Regions from separate parts of the Homo sapiens genome. Here regions 1 and 3 are each linked to region 2. Evidence: read pairs that join two places in POLR2A ChIA-PET (ENCODE). Cell type or tissue: GM12878. All regions are shown on one strand. Links, peaks and the distances in the headings refer to the core of each region. The heading gives the core; the rest is flanking DNA. Region 1 overlaps STK10 (serine/threonine kinase 10). Region 2 has its middle 32 kb from the start of UBTD2. Region 3 overlaps SH3PXD2B (SH3 and PX domains 2B).

Region 1 (7,634 bases), core at 1,708-6,707, 160 kb after region 2:
GTCTCACTCTGTCACCCAGGCTGGAGTGCAGTGGTGTGATCTCGGCTCACTGCAATCTCCACCTCCTGGGTTCAAGCGATTCTCCTGCTTCAGCCTCCCGAGTAGTTGGGACTACAGGCGGTCACCACCACGCCTGGCTAATTTTTTGTATTTTTAGTAGAGACGAGGTTTCACCATTTTGGCCAGGCTGGTCTCAAACTCCTGACCTCAAGCAATCCACCCATCTCAGCTTCCCAAAGTGCTAGGATTACAGGCGTGCGCCACCACACCCGGCCCACCCCTTAGTATTGCTTCCTTCCAGAAGGCTCCTTGGTGGGGTTAGGTGCCCTCTCCCACACCCCATCATAAGCATGCTGTCTCGTCACTTTCAGTAGAGGGCTGTGTCTCTCTAGCTAGACTTTGAGCTGGCCAGGGAGAGGGTTGCTCTGTGTCTGTATTGTGGGCACCCTGTGCAGGGCTGGCCCAGTAGTGCTCTGTTAAATGTCTGTTGGCATCTGGTCTTAGAGACTTCTAAGTGGTGGAGATTGTAGGGAGACCTTGTACAGTGGTGGAAAGTGCAGAAAATTTTGACGTTAGAGGATCCTGATGCAAATTCTGGTGCCACTCCCCTAGTTCCAATCACATTTCCCCTCTAAACCTGGACTTGCACGTCCGTCTGTGGAATGGGGGAAACTCCAAGCCTCGGGTCCCTGTGATGACAGGAATGAATGCTCATTGTCATCCATAGGGTGCTAGATGTGCAGGAATAACTTGGCCAGCCGGAATTTCCGGTGCAGTCAGGTTCCAGAGTTGTTATGGAAGGCAAGGGTGGAGCGTGATCAATATTATCCTTAGGAAGGTGCCACGGTGGAGACTAAGCTATAATATGTTCATTCAGTCCAGAGGAGCTCGTTTTCCCTGTGCTTTGCAATAGATTGCTGTTTAAGGTCTCCAGATGAGCAGCGTGCTTTTAGGGGCCTTTTTTTTTTTTGAGATGGCATCTCACTCTGTCACCCAGGCTGGAGTGCAGTGGTGCGATCTCGGCTCACTGCAACCTCCACCTCCCAGGTTCAAGCAGTTCTCCCACATCAGCCTCTTGAGTAGCTGAGATTACAGGCATGTGCCACCACACTTGGCTAGTTTTTGTACTTTTTAGTAGAGACAGGGTTTCACCATGTTGGCCAGGCTGGTCTTGAACTCCTGACTTCAGGTGATCCACCTACCTTGGCCTCCCAAAATGCTGGGATTACAGGCATGAACCACCGCACCTGGCTAGGGGCCATTTTGTAGGGAAATGTGTTTGTGGTTTTTTTTTCTTTCTTTTTTTTTTGAGACAGAGTCTCACTCTGTCGCCCAAGCTGGAGTGCCGTGGTGCAATCTCGGCTCACTGCAATCTCCGTCTCCCGAGTTCAAGCAGTTCTCCTGCCTCAGCTTCCTAAGTAGCTGGGATTACAGGCGTCTGCCACCACGCCCAGCTAATTTTTGTATTTTTAGTAGAGATGGGGTTTCACCATGTTGGTCAGGATGGTCTCAAACTCCTGACCTTGTGATCCGCCCACCTTGGCCTCCCAAAGTGCTGGGATTACAGGCATGAGCCACTGCGCCCGGCCTTTTTCTTTCTTTTTTATTTATTTATTTTTTTTGAGACAGAGTTTTGCTTTGTTTTCTAGTCTGGGATGCAGTGGTGCCATCTTGGCTCACTGCAACCTCTGCCTTCCGGGTTCAAGCAATTCTTGTGCCTCAGCCTCCTGAGTAGCTGGGATTACAGGTGCTTACCACCATGCCCAGCTGATTTTTTGGTATTTTAGTAGAAATGAGGTTTCACCATCTTGCCTAGGCTGGTCTCGAATTTCTGAGCTCAGGCAATCCGCCTGTCTCGGCCTCCCAAAGTGCTAGGATTACAGGCATGAGCCACTGTGCCCGGCTGTTTTCTTTTTTTCCTGTCACCCAGGCTGGAGTGCAGTGGCAAGATCTCAGCTCACTGCAGCCTCCGTCTCCTGGGCTCAAGTGATCCTCCCGCCTCAGCCTCTCAAGCAGCTGGGACTACAGGTGCATGCCATCATGCCTGGCTAGTTTTTGCATTTTTTTTTGTAGAGGCGGGATTTCGCTCTGTTGCCTGGGCTATTCTTAAACTCATGGACTCAAGCAAGCCACCCGCCTCGGATTCCCAAATGCTGGGATTGTAGGCGTGAGCCACCGTGCCTGGCCATGTGTACTTGTTCAACACTGGAACCCCATGCAGCAGGGTGGGTGAGATGTTTGCTGCAGCATTCCCCACCAACGTCCTCGCAGGATCCTTGGGGAGCTGTGGGTCCTCACCTCCCATTTCCCAGACACTAGCTCCTTGTGTGCAATGGGGTGGGATTGCTTGCTCCATTTACATGATTATTTCTCTCTCTTTTGAATTGTGGTAAAATATACAGAACATCATATTTATCATTTTGGCCAATTTTAAGTGTAAATTTAGTGGCATTAAATCAGTTCACAGCTGTGTAGCCATCACTGCTGTCTACACCTCAAAATTTTCATCATCCTCTACAAAAACTCTTTACCCACTAAACAATAACTCCCCATTTCCCCTTTCTAACCCCTGGAAACCTCTATTCTACTTTCCACTTCTATGATTTCAGCTACTCTGGGTACTTCAGGTAAGTGGAATTATACACTATGTTTCCTGTGTCTGGCTTATTTCACTTTACATAATGTTTTCAGGATTCATCCATGTAGTTTGTGTCAGAATTGCCTTCCTTTTTGTTCCTTTTTATGGCAGAATATTTTAGTGTGTGGATATACCGCATTTTGTTTATTCATTCATCTTTTTTTGTTGTTTGTTTGTTTTGAGATGGAGTCTTGCTCTGTCATCCAGGCTGGAGTGCAGTCGCATGATCTTGGCTCACTGCAACCCCTGCCTCCTGGGTTCAAGTGATTCTCCTGCCTCAGCCTCCTGAGTAGCTGGGATTACAGGCGCCCACCACCACGCCCGGCTAATTTTTGTGTTTTTAGTGAGATGGGGTTTCACCATGTTGGCCAGGCTGGTCTCGAACTCCTGACCTCAAGTGATCTGCCTGCCTCCGCCTCCCAAATATTCTTCATCTATTGATGGACACTTGGATTGTTTCCACACTTTGGCTGCTATGAGTATATAAATATCTCCTTGAGTCCTTGCTTTGAGCTTTTTTTTTTGGGTATATACCTATGAGCAGAATTGCTAGGTCCTAGGATAGGTCTATGTTTAACCTTTCGAGAAACTGGCAAACTGTTTTCCACACTGGCTGCACCATTTTACATTCCCACCAACAATGCACAAGGGTTCTAACTTCTCCAGTCCTCACCAACACTTGTTATTTTCCATTTTTTAAAATTATAGCCATCTTAGTGTGTGTGGAGTTTTCTTACCCTCTTATTCCTCACATAAGGAAGACTTGTTTTGCCTAGGTGACATGCATCTACGAAACAGTTCCGCTGTAACTGGTGGGCACTTACGCAGTCTGCCTTTTCATTCTACTGTTAGTGCGTGGGAAATGTTGCAAATAAACGCATCAAACATTCCTATCATAAATTTTAAACAAATTTTAGGCCAGACACAGTGGCTCACACCTGTAATCCCAACACTTTGGGAGGCCGAGATGGGCGGATCACTTGAGGCCAGGAGTTCGAGACCAGCCCAGCCAATGTGGTGAAACCCTGTCTCTACTAAAAACACAAAATTTAGCCAGGCGTGGTGGTGCACATCTGTAGTTCCAGTTCTCGGGAGGCTGAGGCAGGAGAATTAGCTTGAACCTAGAAGGCGGAGGCTGCAGTAAACAGTGATCACACCACTGCACTTCAGCCTGGGCGACAGAGTGAGACTCCATCTCAAAAAACAACAAAAAAAATTTTTAAACAGATTTAAAAAAATGTTTTTTCTTTTGGGATGGAGTCTCACTCTGTCACCCAGGCTGGAGTGCAATGGTGTGGTCTCTGCTCACTGCAACCTCTGCCTCCCGGGTTCAAGCGATTCTCCTGCTTCAGCCTCCCCAATAGCTGGGACTACAGGCGCATGCCACCACACTGGCTAATTTTTGTATTTTTGGTAGAGATGGGGTTTCACTATGTTGGCCAGGCTTGTCTCGAACTCCTGACCTTGTGATCTCCCTGCCTTGGCCTCTCAAAGTGCTGGGATTACAGGTGTGAGCCACCGCACCCGGCCTAGATTTTAAATTTTAAACAGAGTGAAAGTACCCTTTGAATGCCTCCCTATTTCTGGCCCCTCCCCAGCCTGCTGTCAGGCAGTATCTTTCCTGAGTTTTCCATACATTCACAGATGCTTGTGAGCATGTATGAAGGCGTAGTTTTCCATTTTTTATGCAAAAAGTATTGTGCCATTTTTATTGTTCAATGACTTGGGTTTTTTTCTTCGTTTTTTACTGAACAAATCAACAGTCTTTCCATGTTGGTATTTGTAGAGCTGTGTCATTCTTGTATTTTTGTTTATTCCATAGTGTTGTAGGGGTGTATGGTACTTACTCTTAAGTACAGACATGATGTGTGGCTATTGTTAAGAACAATGTACGTTCCGGTTCAGCATCTGGACATCCGGCCTCTGTTTTCACACTCATGCAGGACTGCGGGCTCACGTCCAAAGGTCAGTTTCCTGCGGAGCATGCCTTGTTGACCTCCTGTATCTCCTCTTTGCAGGCCAAGAATAAGGAGACGGGTGCTTTGGCTGCGGCCAAAGTCATTGAAACCAAGAGTGAGGAGGAGCTGGAGGACTACATCGTGGAGATTGAGATCCTGGCCACCTGCGACCACCCCTACATTGTGAAGCTCCTGGGAGCCTACTATCACGACGGGAAGCTGTGGGTAAGGCTGCCGCCCTGTCTGTCCCAGCTCAGCCCCCATGGCCTGGTGCTCTGGAGCTAGCCTGGTCCTGAAGTCTTCAGCTCTTTCTCAGCATCTGCTTTGAGGACGAGGGCTAGGGCAAGGAGATGGTGAAGTAGGGAGCTCCTGGCCACTTACCCACCCTTTCCTGTGGTGCCTCCCCCTTGGGAGTAGAACTAGTGATTTGGAACAGAAAGCGCTATGGCCTGGCCTCGAATCCCAGCCCTGCTGTTTACAAGCTTAATAATCCTAACCAAGTTCCTAACCTCTCCATGCCTTAGTTTCTCCATCTGTAAGGTGGGGCTAATAATAGTACCTAGCTCATAGAGTGATTACTGCGATTAAGTGAGTTAATTCATGATAGGTGCTTAGAAGAGTGCTGGGCACATGTAAGAGCCCGGTAAGTATTGGCTGTTTTGTTATTTGTCATAGTAGCACTTCTTCTGCCACTGCTACAGCTGTTACATGGAGATCCTTCTCGATGGCTGCACTAAAGAAGGGGGCTCTTTACCAGCCCGCTATTCTCCATCAGCATCCTCACAGTGTGGTTGTAGCTTCAAGCGCCATCTTCCAAACTCAGCAACACCCCTCAACTTCTTTTTTTTTTTTTTGAGATGGAGCCTCGTTCTGTTGCCCAGGCTGGAATGCAGTGGTGTGATCTTGGCTCACTACACCCTCCGCCTCCCGGCTTCAAGCAATTCTCCTGCCTCAGCCTCCTGAGTAGCTGGGATTATAGGCATGTGCCACCATGCCCAGCTAATTTTTGTATTTTTAGTAGAGATGGGGTTTTGCCGTGTTGGCCAGGCTGGTCTCGAACTCCTGACCTCAGGTGATCCGCTGGCCTTGGCCTCCCAAAGTGCTGGGATTACTGGTGTTAGCCACCATGCCCAGTCCTCTTCATTTTTTTTTTTTCTAATTCTTCCAAAGAAATCCATCTTCTGACTGTGCCCTTCTCTACTGTTGGGCATTTAGGCTATTTCCTTTTCTTTCTTTCTTTTTTTTATTTTTATTTTTATTTTGCTCTTATAAACAACTCTGTGATGGACATCTTTGGATTTTTTTGTGTGTCCTCTGAGAGCTTTTTTATGAGAATTTTTTTTTTTTTTTTGAGATGGAGTCTCACTCTGTTTTCCAGGCTGGAGTGCAGTGGCACGATCTCGGCTGACTGCAACCTCCGCCTCCTGGGTTCAAGCAATTCTCCTGCCTCAGCCTCCTAAGCAGCTGGGATTACAGGTGCATGCCACCACGCCTGGCTGCTTTTTATATTTTTAGTAGAGACGGGGTTTCACCGTCTTGGTCAGGCTCTTCTTGAACTCCTGACCTCAGGAGATCCACCTGCCTCGGCTGCCCAAAATGCTGGGATTACAGGCGTGAGGCACTGTGCCCAGCGAGAATTTTTAAGAGTCTTTAATGTCTATTGCCAAACTGGCCTCACAGAGCCACTTTTGATATTAACCAAAGGAGATCTCCCATTGACCCACCCACCCACCCAGCCACCCACTTTCTGTCCATTCATCTTCCTCTCTGTGCATACAGCATTTGTTGGCCTGCTGACTATGTACCCATTAAGAAAAATAGCTATTATGTTTCTATTCCTGTTATTGATTGTGGCTGGGTACCAAGTTCATAACTTTCCCAGGTCCAAAGATACTACTTATAGTAGCTAGCATTTATTGAGAGTTTACTGTGTGCTTGGCCTTTTGCTATGAGTTTCACTTGCATTATGTGGTTTAATCTTCATTCTGTGAGGTTGTTGCTTTATCCCATCTTACAAAAGAAAATGAGAAACAAAAAAGCTATGTGAGCTGCTCCCCAGGCCACACAGCTAGCAAGTGGCAGAGCTGGAAAACCAGGTAGAGCCAAACACAGTTTGTAACTAGACTGCGACTGTCATGCTGTTGTTTAAATAAATACGCTAGACTTTTCCGTCCCTAAATTGTCACTTTAGGCTGGTGCTTTCTCCTCCAGGCCCACTGCTGTGGCCAAGACCATTTCTTTCCCTCCTCTATTGTAGCTGCCCTGACAGCCTACATTTGTTACTTTGTAGAAGGCCCCAGCTCCTCCGATTTGCCTTTTAGACACTATGAGATCAAGGAAGGTGGCCCTGGAGCTGGGTAGATAAAGAGGGGGAAAGGATGGCAGGCAGGAGAGACAGCGTGGGCAGCGGTGTGGAGGCATGAAAGGTACAGCCTGTTTGGGAGGTGGCTAGTCTAGGGCCAGGGCAGCATGTGGTGAAAGATGAGGGTGGTAAAGTAATTGGGGGCCATGTTGTAGAAGGCCCTGCATGCCAAGGTGAAGACTTATCCCTCCATCTTTTACTGCAGTGGTTCTCAAAGTACAACCCTTGGATCAGCACACCCTGGATCTTTGTTAGACATGCAGGTTATCAGGCCCCTCCTGAGGCCCATTGAGTCAGTAACTGAGGTGAGGCCCAGCAATTGGCGTTTTAAGGTAGGGCCCAGCAATCTAAGTGACTCTGATGCTCGTTTAAGCTTGAGAATCACTGTTTTAGGTAATGGAGACCCAGTGGTACTTTTTTGCAGGGGAGAGGCATATTCTGTGTTACAGAAAGAAGTCAGGTTTGAGAGGACAAGAGAAAAACGTGGAGGCAGTTTGAGAAGTGGTAAGAATAGACTAGGCCAGAAGCCCAAGGATGTGATGTGGAACATCATCTGGTCAGGGGAGGCTTCAGAGGAAGGGACATTTGAACGGGGTCTTGCAGAATGCATAGGAGTCCTCTGGGGAGATAAGAGAAGGAAGAACAGTCAAAGTAGAGGGACCAGCAAATGGGCAAA
Region 2 (7,634 bases), core at 1,755-6,754:
AAGACAAGCTAACACTAGACTCAGACTTTATACTTTTTTGTTTTAATAAAACAAAATAATGGCAAGACTACTGTAAATGGTAATAACTTGCACATTGTAACCCAGTGTCATTTCACCTTTCCCACACTTTAAAATCACCCAAATCACCTTTCCCACACTTTAAAATCACCCAAATCACCTTTCCCACACTTTAAAATCACTGGATTAATTTTAATACTTTTGTTAGGTCTAGAGGACACAGGACTATTTAACCAGAACACAGACATGATGGGAAATGTGAATAAGTGGACATGGTACTTAGAAGCTGGCAGCCAGGGAGAATTAAGTACATTTTCATAATTGTGAAGTGAAATCTAAACAGAACCACCCCATTTGATCACCCTTTTCTGGATTTAATAATGCTCAATGAAGTCTATGGCAGAAATAATTTTTTATTTCAACTGAAATTCTTTTATCTTCTTTTCATAACACTACTGAATTACAGTAAGATGTTTTTGAACATTTTGTGTGGAAGGGAAACAAAAGGGAGAATTCCACATAGAGACTGTTGCTATAGGCCGGGCACGGTGGCTCATGCCTGTAATCCCAGCACTTTGGGAGACCAGGGTGGGCGGATCACGAGCTCAGGAGTTCAAGACCAGCCTGGCCAACATGGCGAAACCCCGTCTCTACTAAAAAAAATACAAAACTTAGCCAGGCGTGGTGGTGGACGCCTGTAATCCCAGCTACTTGAGAGGCTGAGGTAGGAGAATCGCTTGAACCCAGGAGGCTGAGGCTGCAGTGAGCCGAGATCGTGCCACTGCACTCTAGCCTGGGCAACAGAGCTAGACTCTGTCTCAAAAAAAAAAATTTGTTTTAATTTAAAAATTTTTTAAAAAGAGACTGTTGCTGTAAAACTTACCACACTGCCCTGTAATCCTGTGTTTATGTGTCTGTCTACCCCACCAGACTGGAACCCTCCAGGCAGGTATCTCATGTTACTTTTCTGTCTCCGGAGTACCTGATAGAAGACTTAACACATTATAATACTTGGTGTTTGCTGCATGAATGAGTCCACCCAGTAGGGTAGTAGGAGGGGAAGAAAATTATCAAATACCCTAGTACATTTCTTTTTTTTTTTTTATAGCTGGAATTTTGCTCTTATCTCCTAGGCTGGAGTGCAGTGGCAAGATCTCGACTCACTGCAACCTCCGCCTCCTGGGTTCAAGCAATTCTCCTGCCTCAGCCTCTCTAACAGCTGGGAATACAGGCACCCGCCACCATGCCCAGCTAATTTTTGTATTTTTAGTAGAGACAGGGTTTCACCACGTTGGCCAAGCTGGTCTCGAACTCCTGACCTTAGGTGATCTGCCCGCCTCGGCCTCACAAAGTGCTGGGATTACAGTTGTGAGCCACCACGCCCAGTCCCTAGTACACTTCTGATTTATGTTTTCTAAATGTGAGACAATGTAATATGGTAACCAATTTGAGTTTCGGCAGATCTAAATTTTTGCCCTTAACGTGAAGACATAGTAGCACCTGCCTCATGGGGTAGTATAAGGATTACATGAGTTAATAGATGTAAAGTAGCTAGAAAGTGCTAGCACTGAAGTAAACTTCAGTTGATAGTAGCCTATCATTATCACTGTTATTGACATAATTTTAATAAAATTCGTTTGTATATAATTAGCTTTTGCTTACATATATTAATTACATGTCTGCATACATATACACAGACACACACATGAATTATCAAATACTTATATATGGTGGACATTTGTGATTTTAGCCACCCGTAATCTATTTTCCTTTCTTCAGGTAGTATTGCCCTCATTTTCCTTTGAGGAACCTCTTTTCCCTCTACTCTCAATCCATGTGATTTAGATGGGGCTAGCCTCACTCCTTGGTCCAAGAATGGGCATGTGAACCAGACCTCGCCAACCAGTACAGCCCAGTCTCCTGGCTACAACACGTGGCTCAGTCATGGACAGATGACCCAAGCCAAACCAATGAGACTTGATCCTTAGACCTTTGCTGGAGATTCTGAGGAAGAGGAGCTCTTTTTTTTTTTTGAGACGGAGTTTCACTCTTATTGCCCAGGCTGGAGTGCAATGCACGATCTCTGCTCACTGCAACCTCTGCCTCCTGGGTTCACCCGATTCTTCTGCCTCAGCCTCCCAAGTAGCTGGGATTACAGGCGCGAGACATCACGACCGGTTAATTTTTTGTATTTTTAGTAGAGACGGGGTTTCACCATGTTGGCCAGACTGGTCTCGAACTCCTGACCTCAGGTGATCCACCACCTCTCTCCCACTCCGCCTCCCAAAGTGCTGGGATTACAGCTGTGAGCCACCGCGCCCAACCTTGGGGAGCTCTTTTCTACTGTACTTGCCAAGCTGGCTGAATTTAGCCTACAGATGCTAGTAACCATATTGGTCATCTCAAGCGCAGAGCTTGCAGGAGAACAAAGCCTAATACAAAGGAAAGCAGAACAAAAATAGAGTGTAGGTGACACTGTTTGAAACTCTGCATCCAGCTGTGCCTGAAGGTGAATCAATGAACCAGCGATTTTCTTAAGTGACTGGGTTAAGTTTCTGTCACTGGCCACAAAAGAGTCTTAATAAACATATGGATTCAGGGAGCATGTTTATTTTCAATTTTTTTTTTTTTTTTTTTTTTTTTTGAGACGGAGTCTCACTCTGTCACCCAGGCTAGAGTGCAGTGGCGCGATCTCGGCTTACTGCAAACTCCGCCTCCCGGGTTCACGCCATTCTCCTCCCTCAGCCTCCCTAGTAGCTGGGACTACAGGCGCCTGCCACCACGCCCGGCTATTTTTTTTGTATTTTTAGTAGAGACGGGGTTTCACCGTGTTATCCAGGATGGTCTCCATCTCCTGACCTCGTGGTCCTCCCGCCTCAGCCTCCCAAAGTGCTGGGATTACAGGCGTGAGCCACCATGCCCGGCCCAATTTTTTTTTTTTTTAACCAGGCTGTTGCCGGGCACCGTGGCTTGTGCCTATAATCCCAACTCTTTGGGAGGCCGAGGTGGGCAGATCACCTGAGGTTGGGAGTTTGAGACCAGCCTGACCAACATGGAGAAACCCCATCTCTACTAAAAATACTAAATCAGCCAGGCATGGTGGCGTATGCCTGTAATCCCAGCTGCTCAGGAGGCTGAGGCTGGAGAATCGCGTGAACTCGGGAGGCGGAGGTTGCGGTGAGCCGAGATGGCGCCATTGCACTCCAGCCTGGGCAACTAAAGCAAAACTCCACCTCAAAATATATATATATAACAAAATAAAGTCAGGCTGTTAAAGGAAAAACTTGAGCTGAATTAAATTTAAGAGAGTTTAATTGAGCAAAAAACAATTCACCAATCAGGCAGCCCCAGAATCACAGTAGATTCAGAGAGACTCCAGGGATGCCTCATGGTCAGAACAAATTTATAGACAAAAAAAGGGAAGCGACATACAGAAATCAGAAGTGAGGTACAGAAACAGCCGGATTGGTTACAGGTTGGCGTTTGCCTTATTTGAACACAGTTTGAACACTCAGCAGTGTATGAGTGGTTGAAGGATGGCCACTGGGATTGGCCAGGACTCAGCTATTGTTACAGGCGCATACTCCTAAGTTAGGTTTTCAATCTTGTCTACTTACTAAGTTAGGTTGCAGTTTGTCCACAAAGACTCAAATAAAGACGTACAGAATCCTTCTCAGGCCATATGTAGTTTGGTTTCACAAGGCCTATTTAGAGATTACAAATTTCACCAAGTCCATTGAACAACTGGGTATTAAGGGCATTGTGGGGGTGTGCAGGGGACCATAAAGATGAGTAAGACTGTCCCTGACCTCAAGGTTCACCTCTAGAAGGGAATATAGACAAAGCAACTCCACTTTACAGTCATGCTGTTACCGGAAAGGGGTCTCGGTCCCCAAGAGAGGGGTCTCGGTCCCCAAGAGAGGGTTCTCGGATCTCACGCAAGAAAGAATTCAGGGAAAGTCCACAGAGTAGAGTGAAAGCAAGTTTATTAGGAAAGTAAAGGAATGAACGAATGGCTACTCTATAGACAGAGCAGCCCTGAGGGCTGCTGTTTGCCCATTTTTATGGCTATTCCCTGATGATATGCTAAACAAGGAGTGGATTATTCATGCCTCCCATTTTTAGACCATATAGGGTAACTCCCTGACATTGCCATGGCATTTGTATACTGTCATGATGCTGATGGGAGTGTAGTAGTGAGGATGACCAGAGATCACTCTCGTGGCCTTCTTGGTTTTGGTGGGTTTTTGCCGGCTTCTTCACTGCAACCTGTTTTATCAGCAAGGTCTTTATGATCTGTGTTTGTGCTGACCTCCTATCTCATCCTGTGACTCAGGATGCCTTAACAGTCTGGGAATGAAGCCCAGCAGGTCTTAGCCTCACTTTACTCAGCTCCTATTCAAGACAGAGTTGTTCTGGTTCACACACCTCTGACAATATCACGATCCGTGTTGCACTTGAGAGATTATGAGCACAGTAGAAGAACAAAGACAGGGAAGATCAATTCTGACCCAGGGTTGTCTGGGAGAGAAGGGAGTGTGGGTGCTTTAACTGTACAATAATTTCCAGACATTTAACAGTGCTCTCTTGCCTGGATTCTGGAAGTCATTCTGAGAATGCCTGTTTTCATTAGATTTTAATCACCCACAGGTCATATATTCCTTTAACGAATGCCTGATGACACCATGCAGAATGAAATGCGCTTTACTGCCTGCTTGGAATGTGTGCAGGCCTGCCTCATGGACCCCTAGAAGTTTCCTTCCAAAAGCAGTCCAGGTATGGTGAGAGGGAGGAATGGGGAGAACAGAAGCCCTATCTCTTACATACCTATACAGGGAGTGTACAACTCAGTTTGGTCCCTGGCCTCCTGTTGTCAGAGGGTGTGTAATTTCAGCTGGGTGGGGCTATGAGGTAAAGATTTCATGTCTGCCACTGCTTGGCTTTTTTTTTTTTTTTTTCTGAGACGGAGTCTCGCTCTGTCGCCCAGGCTGGAGTGCAGTGACGCGATCTCAGCTCACTGCAAGCTCCGCTTCCCAGGTTCACGCCACTGCTTGCTTTTGAAAGGTCTACCCACCCATAGCTCCAATGCATGAAACGCTTCATATAGCTTTGCTGCTTACAGCTCCTCAGTTACTCCTCACTTGCCGGGGATCAAGCCTAAGCCTTTTTTTTTTTTTTTTTTTTTTGAGATGGCATCTCACTCTGTCCCCCAGGCTGGAGTGCAGTAGCGCGATCTTGGTTCACCGCAACCTCTGCCTCCCGGGGTTCAAGCGATTCTCTCGTCTAAGCCTTCCGAGTAAAAGGGATTACAGGCACCTGACACCACACCCAGCTAATTTTTGTATGTTTAATAGAGACAAGGTTTCACCATGTTGGACAGCCTGGTCTCAAACTCCTGACCTCAAGTGATTCGCCTGCCTCAGCCTCCAGTGCTGGGATTACAGGAGTGAGCCACCTCGCCCAGCCCTAAGTCTTTTAATATGGCACACAAGGATGCTTCTTTATGAGTTAACACTGAGTACTTGGGAGACAAAGACAAATAAAACCTTTCCTACCCTCAAGTGAGAGAAACTCAACTGAGACTTACAGGAAATAAAATTTAAAACTACTGACTTACGAAACTGAAAATTCCACGGGGTAGATTCAAGCATTGCTGAATTTGGCTCAGATTATTTCTCAGGGGTTGGATTCTTCCTCTTTCTCAGCTGTATTTTCCTCTATGTTAGTGTCCCGCTTGGGTAGGCTCTCGCCAACTGGAGAGCAGCCCCAATTTTTTCCCTTTTAGGGACTCCAAGCAGCTGCAAGTTTACTTCCTCCAAAATTCATGGGCAGAAGAAAAGGCTCTTCTAAACAATTGGTTGGCAGGGCATGGTGGCTCATACCTGTAATCCCAGCACTTTGGAGGCCAAGGCAGGTGGATCACTTAAGGTCAGGAGTTTAAGGCCAGCCTGGCCAACATGGTGAAACCCTGTCTCTACTAAAAATACAAAAATTAGCTGGGTGTGGTGGCAGGTGCCTGTAATCCCAGCTACTCGGGAGGCTGAGGCAGGAGAATTGCTTGGACCCGAGAAACAGAGGTTGGAGTGAGCCAAGATCGTGCCACTGCACTCCAGTCTAGGCAACAGAGTGAGACTCCGTCTCAAAAAAAAAAAAAAAAAAACAAATTAACAATTTATTGGTTATTTGGGGAGTTGTTTCAGGAGTTTATTGTTTGTTTTTTAAAGTCCTGGATCTGCCTCTTCTTAGCTTAGTTGAATCACATGACCATCCTAGAGCAATCCTGGGTTTGGGATGCACTGATTGGCTTGAGTCTGAGACTTGGGACCACGCTGGAGTGGGGAAGAAGTGGGCTCCACCAGAATCAGATGGACTAAGAGTCATAGATGGGAGGAACTGGCTCTTCAGAGGGAATTCTGGCCTTCACTACTGGAGGAAGAATGAACGAATACTGGGCAGGCACAAACTACACAGATTAAAATCTAACCTTTATTCCACCGTGGCAATAAGTCCATTGTCTGGTCATAATGCAGAGTGTTCTGTATGGAGTCCAAAAAACTGTGTTGAAGAGCAAGACTTTGTAGAGTTTCTTCAATATTTTTCAAAGGGCACAATACTCTGATTTCTAGGATTCTTTCCAGTTATCCAGAGAAAAGTTTATCTTCTTATTTGTAGACTAGAGAAAGAAAAGTCACAAGATAATAGGAACATTCCTTAGGAAGATCCAATTCCATCTGCTCGAATTATTTGCTTAACCAGCAACCGTCTAAACTATAGCTGGGGCCAGGCGCGGTGGGTCACGCCTGTAATCCCAGCACTTTGAGAGGCCGAGGCTGGCTGATCACTTGAGGTCAGGAGTTTGAGACCAGCCTGGCCAACATGGCGAAACCCTGTCTCTACTAAAAATACAAAAATTAGCCGGGCGTGGTGGTGGGCGCCTGTAATCCCAGGTACTCAGGAGGCTGAGGCAGGAGAATCACTTGAACCTGGGAGGTGGAGGTTGCAGCGAACCGAGATCACACCATTGCACTCCAGCCTGGGTGACAGAGCAAGACTCCACCTCAAAAAAAAAAAAAAAAAAAAAACCATACTTGGGTGTCTTGAAAGGTCCCACCTGCCACATCAGAAGGGAGACCCTGTGACCAGGACTGAGTGGGTGGTTAATTTCCCCAGCATAAATGAACAATGTGGAATTCCATCATATGCATCTATCTGTTCTTTGTCATCTCCCTGAGCTTGCTCCTCCCATGGAAAGATCAAATCAGGCACTTGAACTTGGACAGCCTCCTTGCCGTGGTTTTTCAGTAAGTAGAGATGATGCCTCAATAATTAGGCAGGCTGGGGGAATCAGCCTCTCTCTTTGCTACTTGTTAGCTGAGACATTGCCCTTTCAGAGCCAAAAGCAATATTTTCATCCCTACTAACTTAGATTCCTGGCTTGCTGTAATTTAACAAATATTTTTCTAAATAGCTACCATGTATTACCATGTATTCACATTGGCCACCTGTGGTAGGTTGAACTATTTATTATTGGTCCCAGTTTTTCACCCCTCCATGTGTCCACACCTCTTGCCTGGGACTTTGCGCTCTCTCCCACCAAGTACTTCCTGGCCTTCCCC
Region 3 (7,634 bases), core at 1,600-6,599, 66 kb before region 2:
CCAGCATATAATCAGCTCCTTCATTATGTGGCTCCAACTGCAAGGGCTGCAGGATTTCAGAGGAAAAAGAGGCCCATGGGGAGGGGGGAGCAGACAGCAGCTCATCCAGGCCAGGAGAATGACCACTCACTGCTTGGAACCAGAAAAAGAAGGGGGACCAGAAACAGGAGGTGAGGGAGGGAAGGGCCTGCTCCTGTCTCTGGGACTCCCTGATTCAACTCTGGAAACAGTCCTTAAGGATTTGCTGCAGAGCAGGAGCTACTTAAAGGCTAATTTTAAAAATCGGTGAGCCCTTTAGTCACCCCTCAGAAGGGTGGAAGGGTGGACAGTGACCAGGGAAGGTGCCCTACTAGACCATCCACGTCCCTCATGATGTGTTTATCCATTTTGAGTCTGGAGCAGATTGCAGCTCGGGGACTTAAAGTTAGAGCCTGATTCAAAGTAATGTAGGGTTGGCAACCCAAGTGTCCATCGACAGGTGAATGATAAGCAAAATGCGGTGTATCCAGACAATGGAATATTACTCAGCCTTTAAAAGGAAGGAAGTGTTTACGCCTGCTGCAAGCATGAACCTTGAATGGATGAGCATGCTAAATGACATCAGCCAGACTCAAAAAGACAAACACTGTATGATTCCACTTATATGAGCTACCTGGAATCATCAATCCCTAGAGACAGAAGTAGAATGGTGGTTGCTGGGGGAGGGTGGAAGGGTAGTTGTTGTTTAATGGGTACAGAGTTTCAGTTTTGCAAGATGAATAGAGTTCTGTGGATGGATGGCGGTGCTGGTAGCACAGCAGTGTGAATGCATTAAATACTTAATGCACCGTACGGTACACTTGAAAATGGGTAAGATGGTAAGCTTTTTACTGTGTGTATTTTACCACAATTTAATTTTTTTAATGGGAGAAATAATTGTGTAGGGTCAACATATCCCCAAAGCCCTGTAAAAGGTGCCACACTGGAGGCCTCCATTCATCTCTCCGTTGGTCCACGAGAGCCCAGTACTGCTGCAGCGTCGGCACATCACTTTGGGAGTTGGGTGGTGAGCTATTAAGGGCTGGTTATATAGAAAATGCAAGACACAGGCCGGGCGCAGTGGCTCACGCCTGTAATCCCAGCACTTTGGGAGCCGAGGTGGGTGGATCACGAGGTCAGGAGATCGAGACTATCCTGGCCAACATGGTGAAACCCCATCTCTACTAAAATATAAAAAATTAGCCGGGTGGGGTGGCGTGCGCCTGTAATCCCAGCTACTAGGGAGGCTGAGGCTGGGGAATCACTTGAACCCGGGAGGCAGAGGTTGCAGTGTGCTAAGATAGCACCACAGCACTCCAGCCTGGTGACAGAGCAAGACTCTGTCTCAAAAAAAAAAAAAGAAAGAAAGAAAGGAAATGCAAGACACATCTCTTCTATCCCCAGACCCCAGAGACTCAGGCTCAGCATGGTGAGAAGGCTCATGAGAGGCACCAGGGAACTGAGGCCCTCTAGGAGAGAACAGAGTCCAGCCTCATGCAGAGCACGCACTGCTTGGGCAGCTTGGCTGGCAGAATCACCTGTGCAATTCATGCATATGCACACGTGTTCTCTGCACAGGTGTGTGCAACAAAATGTATGCGTGAACCACCTGAACCACCCTCAGATCTGCATCCTCATTACCCTGGTCCAGGGCCCGGGCCAAAGGAGGCTTAAGTAAATATTTGTTAAACTGAGCTGTTTATTCATGATGGCCATGTCTGAGTTTCGGATCCTTCAACGAGCAGAGTGTACCCTGCACTTCTGTTGTATTTGGCACAGAAACTAGTGCAGTGCTGAGCACAAAGAAAATTTTTGCTCATTGAATCATTGAATGAATACCTGTTAGTAGATAAACCAGCTTTGTGGAGGTTAGTAAATAAACCAGCATTGTGGAGGGCTACACAGCCAGTGAGTCACTGGGGCAGATTAATGTGGAATTTGGCCAGTGGAAGATCTGTTTCAACCCCTCATCAACTTGGAGACTTTGAACCTCTATCCAAATCATAAAACAGTCCCTTCACTTTAATGCTTCAGATTCGTGAGTTAAGACATATATGTGAGCATGTTGGAAATAACCTAAAGATTCACCAGTAGACGAGTTGAATAAAGTATGACACAGCTGTACAAAATCCAGTATCCAGTATAGATGATGTTATAGAAGAATAATGAAATGAGCCAGGTGCAGTGGCTCAAACACCTGTAATCCCAGCACTTTGGGAGGCTGAAGTGGGTGGATCACTTGAGGCCGGGAGTTCGAGACCAGCCTGGCCAACATGCCGAAACCCTGTCTCTACTAAAAATACAAAAAAAAAAAAAATTAGCCAGGCATGGTAGCACATGCCTATAATCCCAGCTACTCAGGAGACTAGGGCACAAAAATCGCTTGAACCCAGGAGGCAGAGGTTGTGGTGAGCCGAGGCTGCACCACTGCACTCCAGCCTGAGTGACAGAGCAAGATCCTGTCTCAACATAAATAAATAAGAATAATGAAATGGCATGAAGTTGACAATTTATAGCTAAGTGAAAGCATAGGTTTACTAAATAGCATGTACAGTATGGTCTGATTTTGCCTAAATATGGACATATTACTTGAACAAATATGCCTATAATATATGCGTGTATATCATACATTGTGTGTGTGTGTGTGTGTGTGTGTTGTTCTCCAAACCAGCAGCATCACCAGGAAACTTTTTTAGAAATGCACATCCTCAGCCCCCTCCGCAGAACTACTGGATCAGAAACTCGGGTGGGGCTCCACGATCTGTGTTTTAATAAGCCCTCCAAGTGATTCTGGTGCCTTCCCGAGTCTGAGAGCCACTGGTGGTATATGGCATTCCTAACACCCGTCTCCTTCCTTTGCTTTTTGGGTTTGCTTTTGTGTTTGTATGTGTGTGTGTTTGAGACAGTCTCGCTCTGTCACCCAGTCTGGAGTGCAGTGGCGCGATCTCAGCTCACTGCAACCTCCGCCTCCCAGGTTCAAACAATTATCTTGCCTCAGCCTCCCGAGTAGCTGGGATTATAGGCGCGTGCCACCATGCTCAGCCCCCTCTCCTCCTTTGCACTCACCTGCGTCTCTCTTCTCCAGGCCCTCATCCAGCTGCCCCCCTACATCTCTCAGTGTGATGAGGTGCTGCAGTTCTTTGAGACAAGACCTGAGGACCTGAATCCCCCCAAAGAGTAAGTTTGTTTGTGGGCTTCCCCAGATGGAGCCCCACAGCCCTCCCTCCTGCCAGTCCAGCCACCCCCAAGTAAAGCAAAGTGCAGCCAAAAGTGGGTTTCGTCGGCTGAGCCCCTGTGAGACCGCACTTCACTTAGCCTTCAGAGTTGCTGTAAGTGGGTAGCGATCGTCCGTTTGACAGGTGAAGGAAACTGGCTGAGTGCCACTCCTGTCATCCCATCATACTCTCCACCTGCCCACAGCACTTATCGAGGTGTGTCGGAACTGAGCAGGCTGAGCCCGTGAGGCAGGGGCTGAGCCGTAGATTCATCTAGCTTCTGTCCACAGAGGTGGAGGTGGGTGTGCTCGGGAACTGCCAGGGATGTGAATGCGGGAGCAACCCAAACCAACGAAGACCCCACTGCCGGTGAGCAACGGGGCCGGGATTTCATCCTGACCAGCCAGGCTCCGAAGCTCTCCAAAATGCCCACCACAGCCCTGCCTCCCTGTCACTTCTCCCTGCAGTGGACAGGCCACTTGCCCAGACGCCTGTCGCTACACAGCCAGCAGCCCCAGCCACACAGTGCACACCACATAAAACTCTAGCACCGCCTGCTTACCCGCACTTACGCACCAACACTCTGGCCGGCCCGGGTGCTTTGGGGAAAGCAGGAAGGGATCTGGCTAACGGAGAAATAGCAGTGGGGAAAAGAGATCAGCCCAAGGTGCTGGGAGTGTCCTGGGGTCACAGGAGCAAGAGCGGGCAGAGTTTGGGGTCCGTCTGGGCTCATTCGAGAAGGGCTGAAAAGTACCAGCCAGGCTCTGTTCCAGAAGTAGATGCTGCTGCTCTTGGCGCTGCGTTCGCTGGATGCCCCAGGCAGCAGCCGTAACCAAGGCTGAGTTTGCTGAGCAGCCAGCGTGGCGGGCAGTGTGCCAAGCACTGTATGTGTATCAAGAGAGAAAGACACATGCTCCCTTTTGGAAATGATCTGCTGGAATCACAAAAATTTTTTAAATAGACTTGTGAGGAGAAAGCATGAAAGTGTTTTAACAAGTGAAGTCAGGCCATTTATATTTATACACACACACAGCGACCTCCAAAATCGAGTTCACAGACTTCCGAGTACACCACTCAGGACTGATGGTTTGCTAGCACACAGATGAGTAGACCTAAGTTTCTGCAATAAATATATCCCAATATGCACCATTTCCTGTGACGAGCACGGAGCGAGTAAACACAGCTTCTCATAGTGAGCGCACAGAAGTGCGTGGTTTTGGAGTGAAGGGAGACTGTAAGAGGCAACAGTAAACCTTTGAATCGGATGTCACAAGGGAATGCCTTACCAACACGGGAGCCAAGACACAGTTTCATAAATTTGAAAATAATCATAAAGATACAGAATAATATAAATCTGATAATTTGGGGTGTTTCGCTCGTGCTGGCTAATGTTTTTGTTCTTAGTGTCTTTGGCGTTGGTGTCTGGTAAGCATTTCCCAATTTGTGTCGCCATCATGAAATATGGGGAAATAGTCTCAAAGCACCTTTGTCTCCAGTCCTCCTGGGCTTACAGGATTGAACTGCCATTCAGGCTCATAGCCTCTGGCTTCACTTATAATTTCTACACAAGGTAAATCAAAGGATACAGAGCTTATTGTGTTCCCTTTCCACTTCATTTTCTCACGAAACTGCCCAATAAAAACTGTCATTCCCTCACGCCTGTAATCCCAGCACTTTAGGAGGCCGAGGCGGAAGGATTGCTTGAGCACAGGAGTTCAAGACCAGCCTGAGCAACATAGTCAGATCCTGTCTCTACTAAAAATAAAAAAAAAATTAGCCGGGCATAGTGGTACGTGCCTGTAGTCCCAGATACTCAGGAAGCTGAGATGGGAGAATTGCTCGGGCCAAGGAGGTTGAGGCTGCAGTGAGCAGTGATCGCCGCCACTGCACTCCAGCCTGGGTGACAGAGGGAGCCTCTGTCTCAAAAACAAAAACAAAAAAACCTGTCATTCCTCTCTTACAGATGAGGAAGCTGAGGTTCAGAATAATAAAAGGGACTTTTAACAAAATGATAATGAAAGAGAGGCACAGTTTGGAAGAGGTGAAGGTGAATTTTCCCCAGGTCAGCCTGAGTCTGAACCTAAGCTCAGTCCCACACAAGAGGCTCACTTGATAGAAAAGAGCCTGAGTTTGGAATCTAGTACACCCAGGTTCGAATCCTGCCTCTGCCACTCCTGGGCTTTGTGGCCATGGGCCTCCCTCACTTTGCTTCTGGGCTTCCACTTGCTCTATTGTGAAATGGGAGTAGCTGTACTTTGTAGGGTAATGTTGAGGACTGAGTGACTGCCACAGGGAAAAATTCTAAGACTTTGCCAGCTGCTCAGGAAGTGGCGGCTCATGGTAGTGCCCCTCTTGGAATGACCAGACATTGTTGTCTTTATTCCAGCGCTGTCTCTTAAGAGTTGATCAAGATGCCCAGCCTGATATACCCTCAGCAGGGAAAATTGCCTGACTACTGTCTTAGTCTGTTCCACCTGCTATGACAAAAATATCACAGACTGGGTGGCTTAAACAAAAATGTATTTCTCACTTTCTGGAGGCTGGAAATCCAAGATCAAGGTGCCAGCTATTTCAGTGCCTGGTGAAGGCCACTTCCTGGTTTGCAGATGTGTCCCCACATGGGAGAGAGAGAGAGAGAGAAAGCCAGCTCTCTTATGTCTCTTCTTTTTTTTTTTTTTTTTTTTAATTTTTTGTAGAGACAGGGTCTGGCTATGTTGTCCAGGCTGGTCTGAAACTCCTGGGCTCAAGCGATCCTCTTACCTTTGTGTCTTCTCATAAAGGCGCTAATCCTATCCGGGGGGCTCCACGTTTATGACCTAATTACCCCTAAAGCCTCCATCTCCAAGCACCATCACACTGGGGTTAGTGTTTCAATATATGAATTCAGTTTATAGAAGCCACTTTCCTTTTTTTTTTTTTTTTTTTTTTGAGACAGAGTCTTGCTCTATCACCCAGGTTGGAGTGCAGTGGCGCGATCTTGGCTCACTGCAAGCTCCGCCTCCCAGGTTCACACCATTCTCCTGCCTCAGCCTCCCAAGTAGCTGGGACTACAGGCGCCCGCCACCATGCCCGGCTAATTTTTTGTATTTTTAGTAGAGACGGGGTTTCACCGTGTTAGCCAGGATGGTCTCGATCTCCTGGCCTCGTGATCCACCTGTCTTGGCCTCCCAAAGTGCTGGGATTACAGGCATGAGCCACCATGCCCGGCCTATAGGAGCCACTTTCAAGCTGGGTAAGATTGGGCAGGTTTTTCTGCCCCTTGCCTCAGTCTCCTCTTATGTAAGATGGGCCTGATGACACCTCCCTCACAGAATTGCTTGGGGAATCAAATGAGAAGATGTGGAGAAAATCACTTGGAACTGCTCTACAGACCATATTGCCCAAGGGCAGAGGAAGGAGCAGACAGCAGCCACGAGGGTAGTATTGGCATTGGTGTGCATTCCTTGGGCCCCTGGATTCAATGATAGCCAGATTTTCTTCTACTTTAACTTTGGGGAGCATCTTGGACCACTTAGAGAATCCAAGTTTAACTTTGGGGAGCATCATGGACCACTTAGAGATTCCAACAAAAGCTTTCTTCCCTCTTCCTGGAAGAGCACCTGCAGTTTCAGGAGGTCCTTATTTGTGCAGAATCCTGTACATGGACCTGAGGTGAAGAAGCCCCGCGCTGGCGGCCCTTCCCAGTGTTAGTGCTGGGATGCCTCTGCCCTCTCCCTGGCAAGGGTGGTTGCAGTGGCCCCAGCCTCTGAGCAAGCATCAGACCAACTTAGACACACAGAGGGGAGAGGGCCAGGCCAGGGGCAGCTGCTGTGCTTGGGAGGAGTCTGGTCATCTTCATTCAAGAAGGAAGGACACTCGGGGACAAAGGGTGTGAGCCAGCCCTCGAGAGGAGGTGGGAAGTCCCGGAGGCTGCATGGTGGCTTTGTGGTACTCTCTGGCTTCCTCTCTTTGGTGGCAGAGGCAGCCTCACTAGCTTGCTGGCTTGGGCTTGTAGAAATAGCGCAGGACAGGAGCTCTCAGCCCATGCTGCATCCAGCCAAGGGCACTGGCATTGTTCATTCATCAGCCAGATAGGGAGGGCCTGCTGACTTTCACAGTGGTGGGAAAAGCTGTGTGAACATGTGGGTACACAGGCACCCATGCATACACAAATAGAACATCCACTGAAAATACAAAACACAGCCCAGACTGTACCAAAGAAAGCACCAAGTAACAGCTGAGATAAGCTAGCATGCTTATCTCATATCTTATATACGTCCATCATGCTGGAGTATATGTATCTGGTTCTGAGAGCCTTCCTGAAAAGAAAGGGAAGGTTCAAATCTCTTTGTCCCTTCCCAGCTGTGTGACCTTGGACAAATGACTTGACTTCTCTGAGCTTATTTTCTCATCAGTAAAGCG

Evidence for each region. ChIA-PET counts read pairs that join two places held together with the same protein. Peaks named below come from ENCODE experiments on the same cell type or tissue, not always from the same donor. Only the 100,000 strongest peaks of a DNase experiment are listed, where the experiment ranks them.
Region 1: POLR2A ChIA-PET joins it to region 2 with 9 read pairs; 3 of 35 experiments call an interaction of 5 or more read pairs at or near these places.
Region 3: POLR2A ChIA-PET joins it to region 2 with 5 read pairs; 4 of 35 experiments call an interaction of 5 or more read pairs at or near these places.

What each region holds. Positions count from the first base shown.
Region 1 is chr5:172,153,811-172,161,444 of GRCh38, reverse strand. It overlaps STK10 (serine/threonine kinase 10), which reads left to right. Exons shown (of 19, transcript NM_005990.4): 2 at 4,657-4,821. Among named protein-coding and RNA genes, the nearest start is that of STK10, 31 kb to the left of the region's middle. In GM12878, for the core only: no CTCF peak of the experiment used is centred there; no DNase peak of the experiment used is centred there; H3K27ac peaks cover 1,372 bases.
Region 2 is chr5:172,312,189-172,319,822 of GRCh38, reverse strand. No RefSeq gene overlaps it. Among named protein-coding and RNA genes, the nearest start is that of UBTD2, 32 kb to the right of the region's middle. RefSeq lists enhancers at 3,894-3,983, 4,014-4,103. In GM12878, for the core only: no CTCF peak of the experiment used is centred there; a DNase peak (open chromatin) is centred at 3,719; H3K27ac peaks cover 3,071 bases.
Region 3 is chr5:172,377,597-172,385,230 of GRCh38, reverse strand. SH3PXD2B (SH3 and PX domains 2B) reads left to right here. Exons shown (of 13, transcript NM_001017995.3): 5 at 3,104-3,195. Among named protein-coding and RNA genes, the nearest start is that of SH3PXD2B, 73 kb to the left of the region's middle. RefSeq lists an enhancer at 6,968-7,097 and a silencer at 7,398-7,457. In GM12878, for the core only: no CTCF peak of the experiment used is centred there; no DNase peak of the experiment used is centred there.